4 separate regions of the Homo sapiens genome follow, and all the other regions are linked to region 1. A link is a contact called in ENCODE Hi-C or POLR2A ChIA-PET data. All regions are on one chromosome and are shown on one strand. The core of a region is the stretch at or near the end of the contact, and the rest is flanking DNA. Distances in the headings are between cores, read along the strand shown. Region 1 has its middle 12 kb from the start of MIR202HG. Region 2 overlaps INPP5A (inositol polyphosphate-5-phosphatase A). Region 3 holds the start of PWWP2B (PWWP domain containing 2B). Region 4 holds the start of LRRC27 (leucine rich repeat containing 27).

Region 1 (4,259 bases), core at 1,675-4,174:
CCAGCGTAACTAAGCAGTCCCGCCCCTCCCGCGGGCAGACGATCCGATCCAGGAACCCACGCCCAAGAAGACTTCGCCGCGATGCACGGAGGAGCCCGCGCTACCCCTGCCCCGCCCCGTCTCCGGGCAATGGCCCGGCCCCGCCCCCGCCCCGTCTCCCGGCAACGGCCCCGCCCGCGCCCCGCCCATTCCGTCTCGTCTCCCGGCAACGGCCCCGCCCGCGCCCCGCCCATTCCGTCTCGTCTCCCGGCAACGGCCCCCGCCCGCGCCCCGCCCATTCCGTCTCGTCTCCTGGCAACGGCCCCGCCTCTTCCGGCCCCATGCCCTTGTCCGGGCCACTGCCCCGCACCCCCCCCGCCATGCTGGGCTCGACCCCGGCCCCGCGCGGCCTCCACGCCTGGCTGGACGCGCTCCCGCTCAGCCACCCACGCGCCGCCTGGCCCGGGACCTCAGCTATGGCGGTGGGCGCGCGTCCGCGAAGTCGTGGAGTCCGAGGGGCCCCCGCGGCAGGGGCCTGCGCCCTCGGCCCAGGAGAAGCGGCGAATGGCCCGCGGCGCCCCTCCCGGTTGCTCGCTGACCCCCCCGCCCAAGAGTCTGGGGCTGCGAACCCCGCTTCGCCTTTGCTGCATCCGACTCAGCCTTTCAGATCTGTAGGATCCGGGACTCCAGTGTCCGACTACAGGGCGGGGCTCACGGCCCACACGCGCCGCAGTACCCCGCCCGATGCGCACGTTCCCTCTGGGCACCCCCTGGGAGCGTCCCCGTGGTGCCAGGCTGGCGCGCTGGCCTCTGAGGAGGTGGCTTCTGCTCTAGGCACCTGAGCAGCAAGTCTGAGTGGGCGCCCACGGGGCGGAGGCTGTTAGACGCATCTGGTGCTGCACCGAGGAGGCCTGACGTCCCCTGTGGCCAAGCCCCCACACCCATGGGTGCTGCCTCCGGGTGGCTCCTCCGAGGCAGAGCCCTGAGCTGATAGCGCCCATTCGTCTCGCAGGCCTGCCACGCCCCCAGCTCCCTTCAGCACGAAGAATGAGAGCGTTCTGGAGGGGACAGGCCACTGCACTTGCAGAGGGTGGGTTCCTGTCTCTCAAGCCCATACCTCCCTTCCTCCCGATCTCCCCAGCCTCCGCCGCCCACCCCATTTCCTCGACAGTTGGATTCAAGGCTGGTGTCTACCTTGTAGTGGGGACCCAGCCGCCGGGCGCCAGAGCACCCAGACCCCGGAGTCCAGCAGCTACTGGAGGACAAGGAGCAGGCGCTGTCCTTTCCGCAGGAGACAGTCAGGGTGCAGGCGACCTGGCACCCTTGTTGCCGGGACACCCTGTGGCTGAAGGACTGGGAAACAGGGCCTGTGCGGAGCCTTGCAGAGAGGGCATGGCCTTCATTTTCTCCAGCCCTCCCCAAAATGCAGACATTTGCTGAGTACCTGTGGGCACCAGCTCTTATCACCTGGCGGTGCTGGCTGGCAAGTCTGCCTGGCTGCCCTCCAGCCAGAGCCGAGCCCCTTCTCCCATCCCCAAATGCACAGAAGACAGCCAGAGAGCCAGGGTCCTGGGCAGCACCTGCCCAGCCCAAGACTCCACATGAGCACTTAGATATGCAGTGCACACCTGGCTCTCTGCACACACCTGGTTCTCAACAGACACCTGGCTCTCCATGCACACCTGCTCTCAGTGCACACGCGGCTCTGCAGTGTACACCTGACTCTCTGCACACCTGACTCAGTGCACACCCGGCTCTGCAGCGCACACCTGACTCTCTCTGCACACCTGGTTCTCAGTGCACACCCGGCTCTGCAGCGCACACCTGACTCTCTCTGCACACCTGGTTCTCAGTGCACACCCGGCTCTGCAGCGCACACCTGACTCTGCACACTTGGTTCTCAGTGCACACCTGGCTCTCTCTGCAGACCTGATTCTCCGTGCACACCTGGTTCTCAGTGCACACCTGGCTCTCTCTGCAGACCTGATTCTCCGTGCACACCTGGCTCTCTCTGCACACCTGGTTCTCAGCGCACACCTGCTCTCAGTGCACACGCGGCTCTGCAGTGTACACCTGGCTCTCCGTGCACACCTGGTTCTCAGCGCATACCCAGCTCTGTGGTGTAAACCAGGCTTGACAGGCTCTGTGGACCCATGCCTGGCTCTGCAGGTGCACACCTGGCTCTTTCACCAGGGGTCTCCAGTTTTCCTGCGTGCAGGAAGCCCCTTGCCATACCTGCCTCCCCCAGCTCCAGCCATCAGGACCCTTAAGGGATGCTGGATGGGAGCCCGGACTCCACACAGACGTTCACTCCAGGCCTGCTGGGCAGTGCACGGCCACATCCGGAAGAATCCCTCTCACCCCAGGCACCTGCCTCGGGCACAGTGGCCACAGGAGAGGCCTGCTGACCGCCTCCTAAACCTTCCTATACTGGAAGCACAGACTCAGCCAGTCTCCAGCAGCAAACAACGTGACCCACTGTGGAAAAGCTGAGCTGCCTCAAAGGACGTTTCCCAGGTGAAGCCCAGGAATGACGGCCACATATGGGCAGAGCTGGGTGGCAAGGGGCAGGCCTGTGCTCAGTAGACTCAGCCGGACCAGGGCCCCCATGTGGACCCAACGCCACTCGCCGGTCATCCCAACAGTGTCTCTCGCTCAGAGACAAACTCCAAAGGCCAGGGGGTCTCTGCTGACTCTTCCAGGGCATCCATCTGACCCCATGCTGTGCAACAACTAAGCCAGGGCCCTCCGTGGAGTCGCCTTAAACTGCAGCTTGAGCTGCTTTCCCTCTGGGTGTCATGATGCAGCTGTGATTCTTGCTGCCACACGTGGATCATGGAGGCCGTGACTGGGAAGCCAGCAGCTTCACTTCCTGCCACCACTCCCTCTCTGCCAGGCTGCGGTCAATCTGAAGCCACAAAATGACGTCACTTTCCTGCTTTCTCCAGAAAACAGCTCATCCAGATCTGGGCACCCGCTCAGGAACCGCGATGTCGACATCATCTCCAAGAGCCCCTTCAACCCCGAGGCCCCTTGGGCACAGCCTGCACACCTGCCCCACACACTCTGTCCTGTGTCCCGGGCCCCTGTCTTGAGGTTCTGCCCTCCCCGGTGCCCCTGGGCCGAGGGCTTAGTCCCCTGCGGGGTCTCAGGAAGGAACTTCAGGGCCACAAACCTCAGGAGGGTTCCAAAGCCGCCTCAGGAGGCAAGGCGAAGGCAGCTGAAAGCAGCCGCTTCCTCCCTGAGCCAGAAGGCAAGGCCCCCTCCCCCTGCACGGCCAGCTGCTGCACCGCCCTGCAGGGGCACTGAGGCACAGCCCTCTCCACCCAGTGTCCCTGCAGTGCATAGGCTGAGAGGGCGGCTTCCCAAAGACTGGCCTGGTCAGGTGTGGTCAGCTACCCGGGGCCGCCTGTTCCCAGAGCCCCTCTCGAAGCCAGGCCAGGGCTGCCTCTAGGAAGGGGCCATTCCCAGGGGAGCAGCCCCTCAGTGCCACAGTGGGCTGGGGAGGGCCACGGCGGGTGCCAGCCCCCAGGGTCCGCCGCTTCCCCGCTGTCAGGGGGACTCGGTCCTGGCTCAGGAGTCCGGGTCATGCTGGGTCATGCACGTGGCAGGCTGCAAGCGGTGCTCCTGGAATCAGGAGACTCAGGTTTTCTGGAGTCACTGCAGTGACCCCTCAGAGACAGGGCTCCCACAGCACAGATTTCAGCAGGTCCTGCAGCTGGGGCTGGGCAGGAAGTGCTGGGGAAGGGCCTGGCCGAGAAGCCCGAGCCAACCCAGGCCTAGGCAGCTTCTGTCAGGAGCTGTGGCAGTGCCAGACCCTGCCCTGCCACCCCGGGTGGTGACAGCACAGGCCACCGCTCAGCTCCAGGTGCCCCCACAGGCTCATGCACACACAAACAGGGCTGCCTGCCACCTGCGAGGAACCTGCTCTCTCCAGGGACTCAGAAACAGGCGCCAGGCCAGAGACACACCACAGCCAGAAAGGCAGGTATCAGGAGCCAGCGGGTGCTTGGTGCCTGGAGGCCACACCCCAGACACCCACAGGCAGGGCCGGCTCACCCGCCGGAAGACAGGCCCAGGAGGCCCTCTGCAGGGTCCCCAGGATGACCAGGGCCCTGGTGGCATGAGGCTGGTGGAGGGTGTTGAAGCCAGGAACCCTCTCGATGGAGTATGGACCCCATCCTGGCTGGAGGAGAGGTTGTCAGGGCGGGGCTGGCCCTTGGGAGGCACCACAACCCCTGTGCAGGGTACCCCAACCGGGGAGAAGCCACCAGGCCACG
Region 2 (4,153 bases), core at 1,455-3,954, 690 kb after region 1:
CAACATCTCAACAAAACCTCCCACAGCACACACAACCCAACATCAACAAAACCTCACACAGCACACACACCCCAACATCTCAACAAAACCTCACACGGCACGTACACCCCAACATCTCAACAAAACCTCACACGGCACGTACACCCCAACATCTCAACAAAACCTCACACGGCACGCACACCCCAACATCTCAACAAAACCTCACACGGCACACACACCTCAACATCAACAAAACCTCACACAGCACACACACCCCAACATCTCAACAAAACCTCACACAGCACACACACCCCAACATCAACAAAACCTCACACAGCACACACACCTCAACATCAACAAAACCTCACACAGCACACACACCCCAACATCTCAATAAAACCTCACACGGCACGTACACCCCAACATCGCAACAAAACCTCACACGGCACACACACCCCAACATCTCAACAAAACCTCACACGGCACACACACCTCAACATCAACAAAACCTCACACAGCACACACACCCCAACATCTCAACAAAACCTCACACGGCACGTACACCCCAACATCGCAACAAAACCTCACACGGCACGCACACCCCAACATCTCAACAAAACCTCACACGGCACGTACACCCCAACATCTCAACAAAACCTCAGTATCTACAAAAAGTAGCTGTGTATGAAATAAACCGAGCTGATGTTTCTTTAAACAAGTTCTTTCAATGGGATTCCAGAGGCCCAGGTCTTGCATTTCAGCAATCAGCAGAGCAAGGGAAACACTCCAAGGCACGCTGCAGACAGACGCCCAGCAGAGGCAGGGCCAGAAGCAACACCAGGTTAAGTGGCACAAACTTTCCCTCAGCAACAGTGTCCTCTGAATCCTGTCCTGTTATAAACGCTACCGAGTAAAGCCAGAACAAGCACACTAGCCCATTACCAGGACTAGAGCATGAGAACCAGCAGTACCAAAAACACTTCCCAAGGGCTAGACACATGAAAAAGAGCAAACGGCACATCCCCACCAAGAGCCCTGGGTCACGCTGCTTCACAGGGAAAGCAGCCCTGGGCAGCCTCAGCATCCCTCCCAGGGAAAGCAGCCCCGGGCGGGCGTGCTCAGCATCCCCCTCCCCCAGGACAGCACCAGCACAGCCCTACGAAAGGCCCCACCCCCAGAAACCACGACTCCTCCCAGGCAAGCTGTGCAGCTCAGGCACCTCCCTGCAAAACAGAAGCTCAGGGAAGGCCTCTGGTCCAGGTGAGGGGCCCCACACCAGGGGCATCTTGCCACCAGGGGCATCTTGCCACCAGGGGCATCTTGCCAGCTGAGAAACTCCGACATTCTTCTGAAGGCCCCCCCATGGGCCACAGGCGTTTTCCTCTGAGTATCACAATGGTCCCTCCGGCCAGCCTCTCGGCACACCTGGGCCAATACCCTGTGGGTTTCCGGCCAGGCTCTTGGATGAGTCACCTTTTCCTAGACTATCTGCGGTGCCAGACATGAGCTGTCAAATCCCCAGTGTGTAAGTCCCAAGAGGGCTCTGCAGGCTCGTCCTGTGCTGCATGCTACTCAGCAGGCCTGAGTCTCTTCTAGTCAGGAGGGACCACAGGAAACAGTGAGACAGAGGGGCACAGCAGTGGGGGACAGAGGTGGTGGTCAGGGTGCGGCCCACTCTGCCTCTAGCCCAGTCGGTCGTTAACAAGCTCAGATGCCAGAGCCAGCCCCAGCTCAGTTCACACCCTGCCCCCTCCACCTGCTACCGCAGGGCCTCACACTGGCTGCTCACTCGCTAGCCCCTGTCTTTCCATCTGTGCAATGGAGCAACACAGCACAGGCATCAGGGCTGTGGAGATGATAGGTCTCCCTTCAGACACTCGAGGTCCTTACAGCACGCACGTCAGGGCTGCGGGGATGACAGGTCTGCCTGCAGACACTCCGGGTCCTTACGGCACAAACGTCAGGGCTGACATACCTAGAGACACACCACATCCTTACAGCACTATCTGGCACATAAAGGACATAAATATCAGCTGCACTTTTTTTAAATTTAGCTAAGCTCCTTAATAGCTCTGTGTAGTCCAAAGTTGGTGGTTTTGATTATCAGTGGTCCTGAGTGACCCAGAACCACACACAGCGGCAGGAGCTGGGCCTCTGTGTTCACCCAAAGGGAACTGAAAGAAGCCCTTCCCCGCAGCTGGGGAGGACAAGGCCCAGACAGGCCCATGTGGCAGAGCCCGGCGTGCCAGCAGAGAGGGTAGGCAGGTCCCAGCAGTGTGATGAGGGATGGGTGTGTCCTTGCGCCAATGGCCCTCCTCCTCTGCTCGGCAGGAGCCTCTGGCCTCGCTGCTTTGCTAGGCGATCTCTCCTTTTCTCCCTCTTGCTGTTCACCTCATTCAGCAAAAGGCACCTGCCTCATGCTGCATTCCCAGGTAGCTGCTGTCAGGGCCAGGGAAGGTGTCCAAAGGGCCCAGGGCGGAGCCCACGGTGAGGAGGGCCCAGCAGGTGGGCGTGCACTGTGCCCAGCTGGACCTGGCCAGGCAGCAGGAGGGGTTTGGAGAATGTTCCAACGCCCCGAACCCACGGGAGTAGGCTGTGGTGGGGAGGGAGTGCCTCGTTTTCATCCCTCAGCCCCCACCCACCAGGAGAGCCAGGCAGGCTGCTGCCGTGTGATGCGCCGCTGTGCCGATGAGAGGCGACCTGAGAGCAGCAGCGGCCGGAAGGACGGCCCTCTATCCACATCGCAGCACGAAGCTCACTGGCACAGAACACCCCCACCTCCTGCTGTCCTGGCAGCCCAGAAACACCCAGCACCAGCCAGTCACCCAGAAGTGTCACCACCGTATGGGTGTCCCCAGCCACCACTTCCAAATGGCTCAGTTGGTCCCTTGGTTTTATTGTTGGTGCACTGGAATTCTTACAAAAAAAAAAAAGTGTTTTGGTACTTAGAAACACAAGAGCTGAAAACGAAATATTCAAAGCAAACACCCACAATGAAGATTCAGTGGCCAAGTTGCCCAGTTCTCCCATGAGTCTGTGTGTGGTCAGCACCAGCAGCAGCACCAGGCCAGCGGGGGTTCAAGGACCCAGTGACAGCTAGAGAAGCCTTGCCACCCCTTTCTCCCCTCCCCAGACAGGATCGCAGAGGGACTCCACATACCTCGTCGGAAGGAAAACCCTCCAGCTCCACCCGAACTCCTCCCGCTTCCCAGGGCCAGAGATGAAACTGATGGATACGAAGGTGCCCACGGGGCATCCACAGAAGGGCTACAGTTAACAGTGAGCCCAAATGGTCATCTGGTTCTATGAGAGCTCACAGCTCAAGGCAAACGTGCAGTCACCAACAAGAAAATATCAGCAGAGCGCAGGCTCACACCTGTAATCCCAGCACTTTGGGAGGCTGAGGCGAGTGGATCACCTGAGGTCAGGAGTTTGAGACCAGCCTGGCCAATAAGGCGAAACCCCGTCTCTACTAAAAATTCAATTAAAAAAAACAGTGGGGGCCCAGCGCGGTGGCTCACGCCTGTAATCTCAGCACTTTGGGAGACTGAGGTGAGTGGATCACCTGAGGTCAGGAGTTCGAGACCAGCCTGGCCAATATGGTGAAACCCCATCTCTACTAAAAATGCAATTTAAAAAAAACAGTGGGGGCCCAGTGCGGTGGCTCACACCTGTAATCCCAGCACTTTGGGAGGCCGAGGTGAGTGGATCACCTGAGGTCAGGAGTTTGAGACCAGCCTGGCCAATATGGTGAAACCCCATCTCTACTAAAAATTCAATTAAAAAAAAACAGTGGGGGCCCAGTGCGGTGGCTCACACCTGTAATCACAGCACTTTGGGAGGCTGAGGCGAGTGGATCACCTGAGGTCAGGAGTTCGAGACCAGCCTGGCCAATATGGCGAAACCCCATCTCTACTAAAAATTTAATTAAAAAAAACAGTGGGGACCCAGCGAGGTGGCTCACGCCTGTAATCCCAGCACTTTGGGAGGCTGAGGCAGAGAATCGCTTGCACTCAGGAGTTCGAGACCAGCCTGGGCAACATACTGAGACCCCGTCTCTACAAAAAATAAACAAAATTAGGCGGTCATGGTGGCACATTCCTGTAAACCCAGCTACTCAGGGGGCTGAGTTGGGAGGATCCCTTGAGCCTGGGAGGGAGGTGGAGGCTGCAGT
Region 3 (4,048 bases), core at 1-2,500, 860 kb after region 1:
ATGGTGGAGGGGATGGCAGCTCCCAGGTGGCGATTCTCACCCCCCGAGTGTCCCTCCATCCTGCCCGTGCACTCCCAGCGGTAGCCCACACGGAGCGGGCAGGAACCACACGGGAGCCATATGTTAAATCACGTGACTTGTGGATAAATGGCTTCTGGCACATCTAATGAAGAGATAACGTCTGCGAAATAATTGTGGAAGGAACACGGTCCTCTCTGCTAATTCATGTCACCAGGCAAAAATCTGGGCTCCACGGATGGAAAAAGTTGGGCCTTTACAAGAGGAGCCTTTCCCTGCTCCCAGTTTCAAAAGAAAGCCCTGCAGGAGCGCAGCGAGGCCACAGCCTGATTCATGCCTAATCATTGATCTGGCAGCGACAGCTCCCTGCCATGTGACGCGGTGTCCAGGAGGCTCATCTGCACCGCATGGGTCCCTGCAGCCCGTGCACAGGTGCCTCTCAGGAGGAACCGCCCCGCCCTGCCCTGCGCCCCCCACCCAGGAAGCCAGGGCTCCCGGGGGATGTGCCCACGGCTCCCACAGCTTGTACCTCTTCACGCCCCCATGACTCAGGGCTCCCTGGCCTGAAACTGTTCTTAAATCGCACAGCTGGGCGCAACTGCTCTCCCCGAATCCAAACCTCAGCCGCGGAGTCACTCCCAGCAGCCAGGGGCCCGTGGCCTTCGACAGGGCACCCCCACCTGTGAGGAACTGCCAGGGCAAGGCCACGGCGCATCTGACCCTCCCCTGCTTTAACGACAATTCTGCCAACAGTCGAATTCAACAGTGGCTCTGAACAAAGAAAAGTGCATTAATTATGGCAGATGTGTGGAGTTCCGGGACCCCGGCCCCGCGCCCCCCGCCCCGGCCCGCCCCGGCCCGGCGCCCGCCCCGAAAAGTCGCGACGACTTTGAGAACCACTTTTGCCCCCCCGAGTGGCGGCCGCGCTCGCGCGCCCCGAAACTCAGGCTCGGCAGAAACCGAAAGCGGGCGCCGGGGCCACGCCACCCCCAACCCGGAGGCGGGTCCCGGGTCTCCGGGCGGCGGAGGCGGGTGTCGCGTGGGGACCCCGGGGGTGTCCCGGCCCGCGCCCCCGCTCACTTTTTCGTGCAGTCCAGCAGGATCCCCGCGAAGCTCCGCTCGCCGCAGCTCACCGTGACCACCAGCGCGCCGTTGACGACCTGCTCCACCCGCACCGGCAGCCGGCAGCCGGCGCGCGGCTCCATGCTCCCGCCGCGTCCCAGGCCGCCCCCGCCCCGCCGCCGCCGCCGCCGCCGCCGCCGCCGCCGGGTCAGCCCCGCGCGTGACGCCGCCCCGCGGCCGCCTGACGTCACAAAGCTCCGCTGGGGCGGCCGCCACAGCCGAGCCGAGCCGGGCCGGGGGCGCGCGGCCGCGGGCTCCGCTCCCGGGGACCCCGCCCGCCGCCGCCGCGTCCCGGGAGAAGCCGCGCCCGCCCGCAGAGGTCGGCCGGACGCGCGGTGCGGACCCCCGGGCTGGAGAGGGGGCTGCGCCCGGGCTCGCGGCCCACGCTGGCCGGGAGTGTCCCCTGGCTCGGGAGGACCCGAGAGCCACGAGCCCGGGGGCGGCGGGGGGGACACCCGCCGCGGCCGGAGCCCCGGGACCCCATCCCCCCGCTCCCCTGCCTGGGGCCGGTCCCGGGCCCCCCTCCCCCTCCGGGCCCAGCCCTGCGCCCTCCCTCCCTCCCCGGTGGCCCGGATCCTCCCGCCTGGGGTCGGCCGCCCGCGTGTCCCGGCAGCGCCCCGCGCTGGGCTCTGGTGGCCCCGGGCACTGCGGCGAGGAAGTCCCGGGCGGCGCGCGCAGGAAGCCGGGGCAGGCGGAGGGGACGCGGGGCGCCCGGGGGCAGCGGCCTAGTGTCGCCCTCGCCGCGTGGGGGGCGGGACACTGGGTCGCCCCACTGGGCTCGGCGCCTCTCGGGGCGACAAGCGGGCGCGCGCCCGGCTCAGGGCCACCCTGCGCGCCTGGGGGTGGCCGGCACCGGGGCCCGGGGGGTTAACTCCCTCCGGAGGTCTCGGGCGTGTCTCTTCGGGTTGCCGGGCCCAGGGGCCAGGCGCGCCTCCGCCAGTTTACAAAGGAAACAGCCTCCTTCCCCCGCGGCAGGGGCTCCCCGACCCGCGGGCGAGGAGTGGGAGGTGACGGCGCCGGACCCCCTTCCCCCAGGCGCCCGGCTCCCGCGCCTTCAGGCGTCAAAGCCCCCGACTTCCCCGAGCACCAGCACGTCCGCACCCGGCTCAGAACGCAGGGGCCCGGCCTGCTGCGGTGACCTTGGCCCCGGGCCGGGCTTCTGAGCCGGACTTGCAGCGCCTGACGAGGCCTGGAGGCGGGGCGGGGGACCGCGTAGTTGTCCTGGCGACCCAGCGCCGCCGGGCAGGGCTCCTCCCAGCCTGGGAATTGAGGACCACCGCCCCTGGTGCCACTGGGGACCGTCGGGTCGCTGGCGCCTGTCGACCTCGCCCTCCGGCGGCCGCGCGGCAGTGGGAGCCTCAGAGAGGAGCCAGGGCGGAGTGAGGGAGCCCGCGGGGCCTGGGACACCTGACCGTCCGGCTAGAACAGGGGTAGGGACCGAGGCCGAATGAGCCAGAGTTCTGGCCGGGGACAGTCCCAGAGGAGGCCTGGAAGCCCAGTGAGTGTCTGTCCTCCTCTGTGTGGCCTGGGGCTCCCGCCAACACTAAGCCCTTCCTGGGGCCTCAGGCACCTCAAGGCGCCCCGTTCTCCAGGGTCAGCCAGCCCCTGCCCACTGGTTGCCAGGCTTGCAGTGGAGCCTGCCTGCTGTCCTGCCCACAGGCCTCTGCAGCTGCCCCCTCCAGGGGTGGGGCTGACTTTGGAGGAAAAATGCCAGGCAGCAGGGACCCCCTCGCCACCCTGCTCCAGGTTGGGCTGAGCGGCCATCCTGAGGCTGCCCACTTGCTTGGCTCTTCTTCCTGCCTGCTGGAGAGGCCTGCTGGGCACTGCCCTTTCTGAGCATTGGGGACTGCCAGGGTGAATCAGCATTCAGGCTGGTGGGGCCAGCATGGGGTGGGGCTAATGCACAGGGGGCTGTATGTGGGTGGAGGGATCCAGAAAGAGTGTCCAGGGGAGCACCAGCATTCACCAGGGCCCCACCAGGTGGGCAAAAGCAAGGGCTTCCGAGGTGGGGGTGGGGGTGGGCAGGATCCTCTGCAAGGTGTCTGCGTGCGCCTGGGGCTCCTGGTGACTTCCCACGCCAGCAGGAGGAACAGTTTGGGGTGTGCTGAGGGACCCACCTGTGGACTTGCTGGGCTTTGAGAGGAACCAAGGCTGGGTGGCGGCGGGCAGGACAGGGGAAGAGGGTTCCGGGGCACAGAGGGCCAGACAGATGCACCCAGCAGCTGGCAGCTCTGGCTGGAGAGGGGAAGAGGGCAGTGAGAAGCACGGCTGGCCCATGGTACCTCCTGCCCCTCTGCCCTGCCCGCCTTCCCTCTGCCCTGCCCACCTTCCCTCTGCCCTGCCCGCCTTCCCTCTGCCTCTTCCCCTCTGGCCCGTGCTATTTACTGTGTATTGTTAAGTGAACTTGGAAGCCGTTTTTAAAACCTGCTCTCCACTAGGTAAGGTATAAAAAAGACCATCTGCAGACAGGGAGACCATTTTTGCAACTTAAACGGTGGCTGTTCAGGGCCTCCCCCAGCAGCCCTGCCCCCGCACCTGCTCCCACTTGCTTCCCGCCCCGCTCCAACCTGCTTGTTGAAGAAGAGGCCATGGGAGTTTCCAGAGTCCCCGATTAAAGTGCAGGTGTCCTTGGGGACCTCATCAGCCCAGGTATCCCCTCCTGTCTGACCCTGTATTCGGGGGTTGGGAGGCTGTCCTAGGCTTGCTGCTCTGAGCATCTCCCCAGAGGCCACCCTGCTCATGCCAGTCAGTGAGGTCTGCCCAGTTCTGGGAAGCACCCTGGGTACTGGGGCTGGTGCTGCCCACAGTGAGAGGACCCTGAGCTGCCTGGCTGGGCTGGAGAGGAGCCTCGGGAGTACGCCCCTGGCTGGGGTGAAAAGGCCAAGAGTGGGAAGAGACACCTCCGAGG
Region 4 (4,190 bases), core at 268-2,767, 930 kb after region 1:
TCCTCCAAACGGCACAGACCACTTTCACTCAAGTCTAAAATCGGTGAGGAGGAAAAGATGATGCCTCCAACACCCTTGTGAACATCTTTGGAGGGGGTGGCAGGCAAGCTCCTAGTCTGACCAGCACCCTCCTCCAGATCAGCAGCAGCCACAGAGGGAACTTCGTAGGAGCTGCTTCCCTCCATCCGTTCTCTTCCAGGGACAGCAGCTCATCCTCCTTGGTCTGGAGTCACCTGGAGACACGGGAAAGGGAAACGTAGAAGCAACTAATTATACCGAGGCAAAACAGAATAGCTGTGTGGCAGATCTACTGTAATGTAACTTGCTTTAAAAGCTATCATTTTTCCTAAGCAGTAGCAAAAATTTGACTTTTAAACATGTAAAAAAAAAAAAAAGGAATACAAAGAGGTTCAGATTAAAATTCTCTGCTCTCACTTTGTACAATGGAGTTCCAAGATTTAACTCCTGGAAAACGCAAAGGCGCACAATAGTAATGATCATTTTAGGGATGTAAACAGATCGGAACATTTCAAAGCCTGTAAATCAACTGCAACGCTTCCATGAAATGACTAGGGGCGGGTGGAAATTTGCACTGTTTCTTACCTCTGGTGTGGTTCTGTGCCATTTGAACTATGTTTTTAGTTTCTTGAGGCCAGGAAGCCTGTCTTTTGTTTACCATTTTGACCCAGTGACCAGAACTAAGTCTGGCTTACACCCAGTTAAGCACCGGGGAAAAACCTGTTAAATTAATCTCGAATTTTCGTTGTCCAGCAACACTTTTACTCAGAAGTATTGTTCACCAAAATCTCATTCAGCGAGGCACACTTCCACTTGCAATTTCCAAACAATTTATTCGGCAATAAGAATCAACGTTGGAATGCATCAGTTCACCTAATTCAAGTCACTCAACAGCCCAATGATTGGCATATGAGGCGCAGATCAGTTAGGGAACTGTTCCAGGGGCGCAGTTAATTGGGGGGTAGAGGCGACACCGGGACCCAGCAGGGTTCAACCCCAGGCAGCCTGCATTCCATGGAAGCCCGCGGGCTTTTTCACGGTCAGTTCACTTGTTTTCTCCGAATCACGGAACTTAAAACAGAGGAGGGGAGGCTTCAAACCTCAGAACAGGGAAAGTATCTTAAAACCAGAAGTGAAACAACAGCCTGGACTCACACAGGGCCCAGGCAGCGCAGGCTCCGTGGGGTTTCCGAGGCTGCCTTCAAGGGATCCCCACGCACGCCCACCCCCGCTCCCTGCCTCGATTTCCCCATCCGGGCGAGGCTGAGTTGGGTCCGACGCTCTGGGCCTCACATTCCAGGCCTCAGAAGGGCAGCCTTTGCGGTCAGCATCGCGGCTGGAGCTAGGCGACAGGGCACGACGGGCCGAGGCACCACCTTCCTGCCGCCGCCCGCCTCGAGGGCTCAGCGAGCTGGCCGTACCCGCCCCGTCTCACCTGCCGCGTCCCCGCCCACTGAAGCGCTGGCGAGCCCCGCCGCTGAGAGCAGCAGCCCGACAATGGAGGCCACCCAGCCAACGCGGTCGCCATGGAGACGCCGGTACGGAATCCCGCAGGCGCCACGCTGAGCGCGAGTGTGTCTGTGATGCGCCTGCGCGAGGGGTGTGGTGCGCCTGCGCGCGGGGGTGTGCGTGTTGTGGGGGTTTGTGCCTGCGTGCGGGGGCGGGGTGTGGGTGCCCCTGCGCGGCAGGGGGTCGGGTGTGGTGCGCCTGCCCGGGAGGGGGCGGGGTGTGGTGCGCCTGCGCTGGGGCGGGGGGTTGCGCTTGCGGTGGGGGGGTTGTGGTGCGCCTGCGCGGGGGTGGCAGGGGGTGGTGCGCCTGCGCACGCACGCGGCCAACGGTAGCATCCGTTTTTCCGCGCCCGCGGCCTTGAAGGGGTGGTGGTCGACGGGCAAGTAGAGACCGCGAGGGTCTGGAGGGGCGACCGGCCTGGCACAGAGGGGAAGGAAGAGAGCGGGATGCTAAGTGCCGTCTGGGGAGCCGGAGGGCCCGGGGCGGGCGGGGCTGCTCGAGGACAGCCGAGCAGAAAAGAATTGCTGCTGAGGCACCACCTTTGGAGCGGTCCTCGCTGCCTGTCCTTCCCGCTGGGCTCACTCCCCGCGTCTCTCCTGGGGCTTCCTGGAGCCACTTCCCACAGGAGCTGCTTGTCCCCAAATCTTGCCTCAGGACTTGCTGCCAGGGGAACGCAGACTCAGAGCGTCCTCTTTGGAGAAGTAAGGCTGCCTCTGGACGGAGGAGTGAGGGGGGCGAGGAAACGCAGTGAGTGTCCTGAGGAAGGGTTTTGAGAATTTGGAAGAAGATGAAATGACACCGGGCGGGAGGGGAGGTGCTCGCGTGGTCCTGTGGAACCCTGGAGTCCCGTGCACCTTCATTCCAGGATCCAACTGATAATGAAAAGTAGCACCCTCTGTCCCACCCAGAAACACTCTGGAAACCCGGACAGTTTAGCTGGAGTCTGCCATGATTTCACTTTTTTTTTTTTTTTTTTTTTTTTGAGGTGGAGTCTTGCTTTGTCTCCCAGGCTGGAGTGCAGTAGCGCGATCTCGGCCCACTGCGACCTCCGCCTCCCAGGTTCAAGCAATTCTCCTGCCTCAGCCTCCCCAGTAGCTGGGACTACAGGCGCGCGCCACCACGTCCAGCTAATTTTTGTATTTTTAGTAGAGACGGGGTTTCATCATGTTGGCCAGGCTGGTCTCGATCTCCTGACCTCATGATCCGCCCCCCTCGGCCTCCCAAAGTGCTGGGATTACAGGCATGAGCCACCGTGCCCGGCCTGATTCCACTTTTTAAAGGAAACGACATAATTATGTGGAGAAACGACTATCCACTTTGAGGGGATTTACGTTTTATTTTTGTGAAGAGATCACAGTAAGAAATGTTTTTTAGGCCGGACACGATGGCTCACGCCTGTAACCCTAGCACTTTGGGAGGCCAGGGTGGGAAGATCGCTTGAGGCCAGGAGTTGGAGACCAGCCTGGGCAACCCAGTCTCTACAAAAATTAAAAAAAAAAAAAAAAAAAAATGCTGGGTGTGGTGGCACACACCTGTAGTTCCAGCTGTGTGGGAGGGTGAGGCAAGAGGATCGCTTGAACCTAGGATTTTGAGGCTGCAGTGAGTTATGATTGTGCCACTTAATGTCAGCTTCGGTGACAGCGAGACCCTGTCTCAAAAAAAAAGTTTTCGTACATACCCAACTATCTACCAATCAGGAAGCTGAAAGCACAACCAGTACCTTCTCAGGAGCGTGGGGAGGCCAGCCACCCGGGCAGAGCAAGGAGAGAATGAGGAGTGACATGGGTGTTGCCGTGAGTGGCGAAGGGGATGGAAGATTTCAGCACGATGCTATTTCTAACAAGTTTCAGCATTCCAGTATCTCTTTTCACAAATAAAACATTTACTAACCATTTGAGCGTATTCCCTCTTGCTTGTTATTGTTGCCTCAGGTTTTTGTTTCACATTTTTCATGCTACATTAATTTTTGTAGTCAGTAGTTAATTGTATGTACGAGCATGTTTTGCCCTTTACTGTGCTCAGTTTTTGCCCAGCCAGATTGTATCCATTGGTAGCCTTTTGGCAAGTATTCTTGGGTGAGCCTCCCAACGTAGGAACGAATGAAGTGTTCGTGTTGATCTGATTATTGAGTGGCTGTGGAGCTGGTGCCGCGTTCCTTGTTGAGTCATTTCCTGTCTTGATTTTAGGACCTTCCTCCGGGCAGCGACTGCTGCTACCCTGCCGAGAAGTTTGCTGCCCGTGGCATTGCTACTTCCATGAAGGAAATCTATCTTCTCTTTTCATGTCTTTGTTCTGAAATTTCGCTGTGGTATTTCTGAGTATAAGTTGGTTTGGCTGTGTTGCCTGGCGCTGGCCGTGTCTTCTCACCTGAGATAGCTAAGTTTCAGTTCCCAGCCCTTCCCGGCCATCTGTCCTCCCGTGGCACCTCTGCACCCTGACATAATTCTTGTTCTGGATCTCCTAAAAGGGAGTAGCTTGCACCCATTCAGTGTCTTCTCCATCTCTCAAACTGCGCTTCCCAGTATTGGTCTCTGTGTTCTCAGTTTACGATCTTCCAGTTTACTAGTTCTGTCTCCATCCAATTAGTTTGTTTAATCTGTTGAGTTTTTAAATAAAACCGCATTGGTCTCTATTTCTAATTTTCTTTTTTGTGTCTAATTTCT

The links. Hi-C counts contacts between places; a loop is a spot of excess contacts on that map. ChIA-PET counts read pairs that join two places held with the same protein, here RNA polymerase II (POLR2A). Pooled maps may share reads with other maps.
Region 2: a map of heart left ventricle shows a loop between it and region 1 (13-fold over the local background). The contact joins two enhancer-like sites. A Hi-C loop is called at or near these places in 1 of 168 maps with a recorded cell type or tissue (heart left ventricle) and 5 of 50 pooled maps. POLR2A ChIA-PET finds 5 or more read pairs at or near these places in 1 of 52 experiments (activated CD4-positive, alpha-beta T cell).
Region 3: a loop to region 1 is called in a pooled map, with 4 times the contacts of the local background. The contact joins the promoter of PWWP2B here to the enhancer-like site in region 1. A Hi-C loop is called at or near these places in 4 of 50 pooled maps.
Region 4: a loop to region 1 is called in a map of B cell, with 15 times the contacts of the local background. The contact joins the promoter of LRRC27 here to the enhancer-like site in region 1. A Hi-C loop is called at or near these places in 1 of 168 maps with a recorded cell type or tissue (B cell), 4 of 37 single-sample maps with no recorded cell type and 14 of 50 pooled maps. POLR2A ChIA-PET finds 5 or more read pairs at or near these places in 1 of 52 experiments (MCF 10A).

What each region holds. Positions count from the first base shown.
Region 1 is chr10:133,258,021-133,262,279 of GRCh38, reverse strand. No RefSeq gene overlaps it. Among named protein-coding and RNA genes, the nearest start is that of MIR202HG, 12 kb to the right of the region's middle. RefSeq lists a silencer at 273-602 and enhancers at 2,895-2,944, 3,943-4,242. Within about 2 kb of position 2,924, at least 33 of the 41 ENCODE cell types and tissues checked have a DNase peak (open chromatin) inside an H3K27ac peak, as active enhancers do; they include B cell, where a contact is called at or near this core.
Region 2 is chr10:132,569,427-132,573,579 of GRCh38, reverse strand. All of the region lies in intron 1 of INPP5A (inositol polyphosphate-5-phosphatase A), which reads right to left. Among named protein-coding and RNA genes, the nearest start is that of INPP5A, 34 kb to the right of the region's middle. RefSeq lists enhancers at 1-165, 166-934, 935-1,704, 1,865-2,004, 2,474-3,244 and 2 more. Within about 2 kb of position 2,704, at least 9 of the 41 ENCODE cell types and tissues checked have a DNase peak (open chromatin) inside an H3K27ac peak, as active enhancers do.
Region 3 is chr10:132,394,402-132,398,449 of GRCh38, reverse strand. PWWP2B (PWWP domain containing 2B) reads right to left here and starts at 1,250. Exons shown (of 3, transcript NM_138499.4): 1 at 1,099-1,250. The coding sequence starts at 1,223. LOC124902526 (a long non-coding RNA gene) reads left to right here and starts at 1,894. Exons shown (of 2, transcript XR_007062342.1): 1 at 1,894-3,789. RefSeq lists enhancers at 1-192, 193-715, 2,286-2,808, 2,809-3,332 and silencers at 978-1,117, 1,128-1,237, 1,648-2,077, 2,098-2,477.
Region 4 is chr10:132,329,520-132,333,709 of GRCh38, reverse strand. LRRC27 (leucine rich repeat containing 27) reads right to left here and starts at 1,517. Exons shown (of 11, transcript NM_030626.3): 1 at 1,454-1,517; 2 at 1-233. The coding sequence starts at 185. It also overlaps a transcript of STK32C not described here. RefSeq lists a silencer at 1,696-1,815 and an enhancer at 1,700-2,234.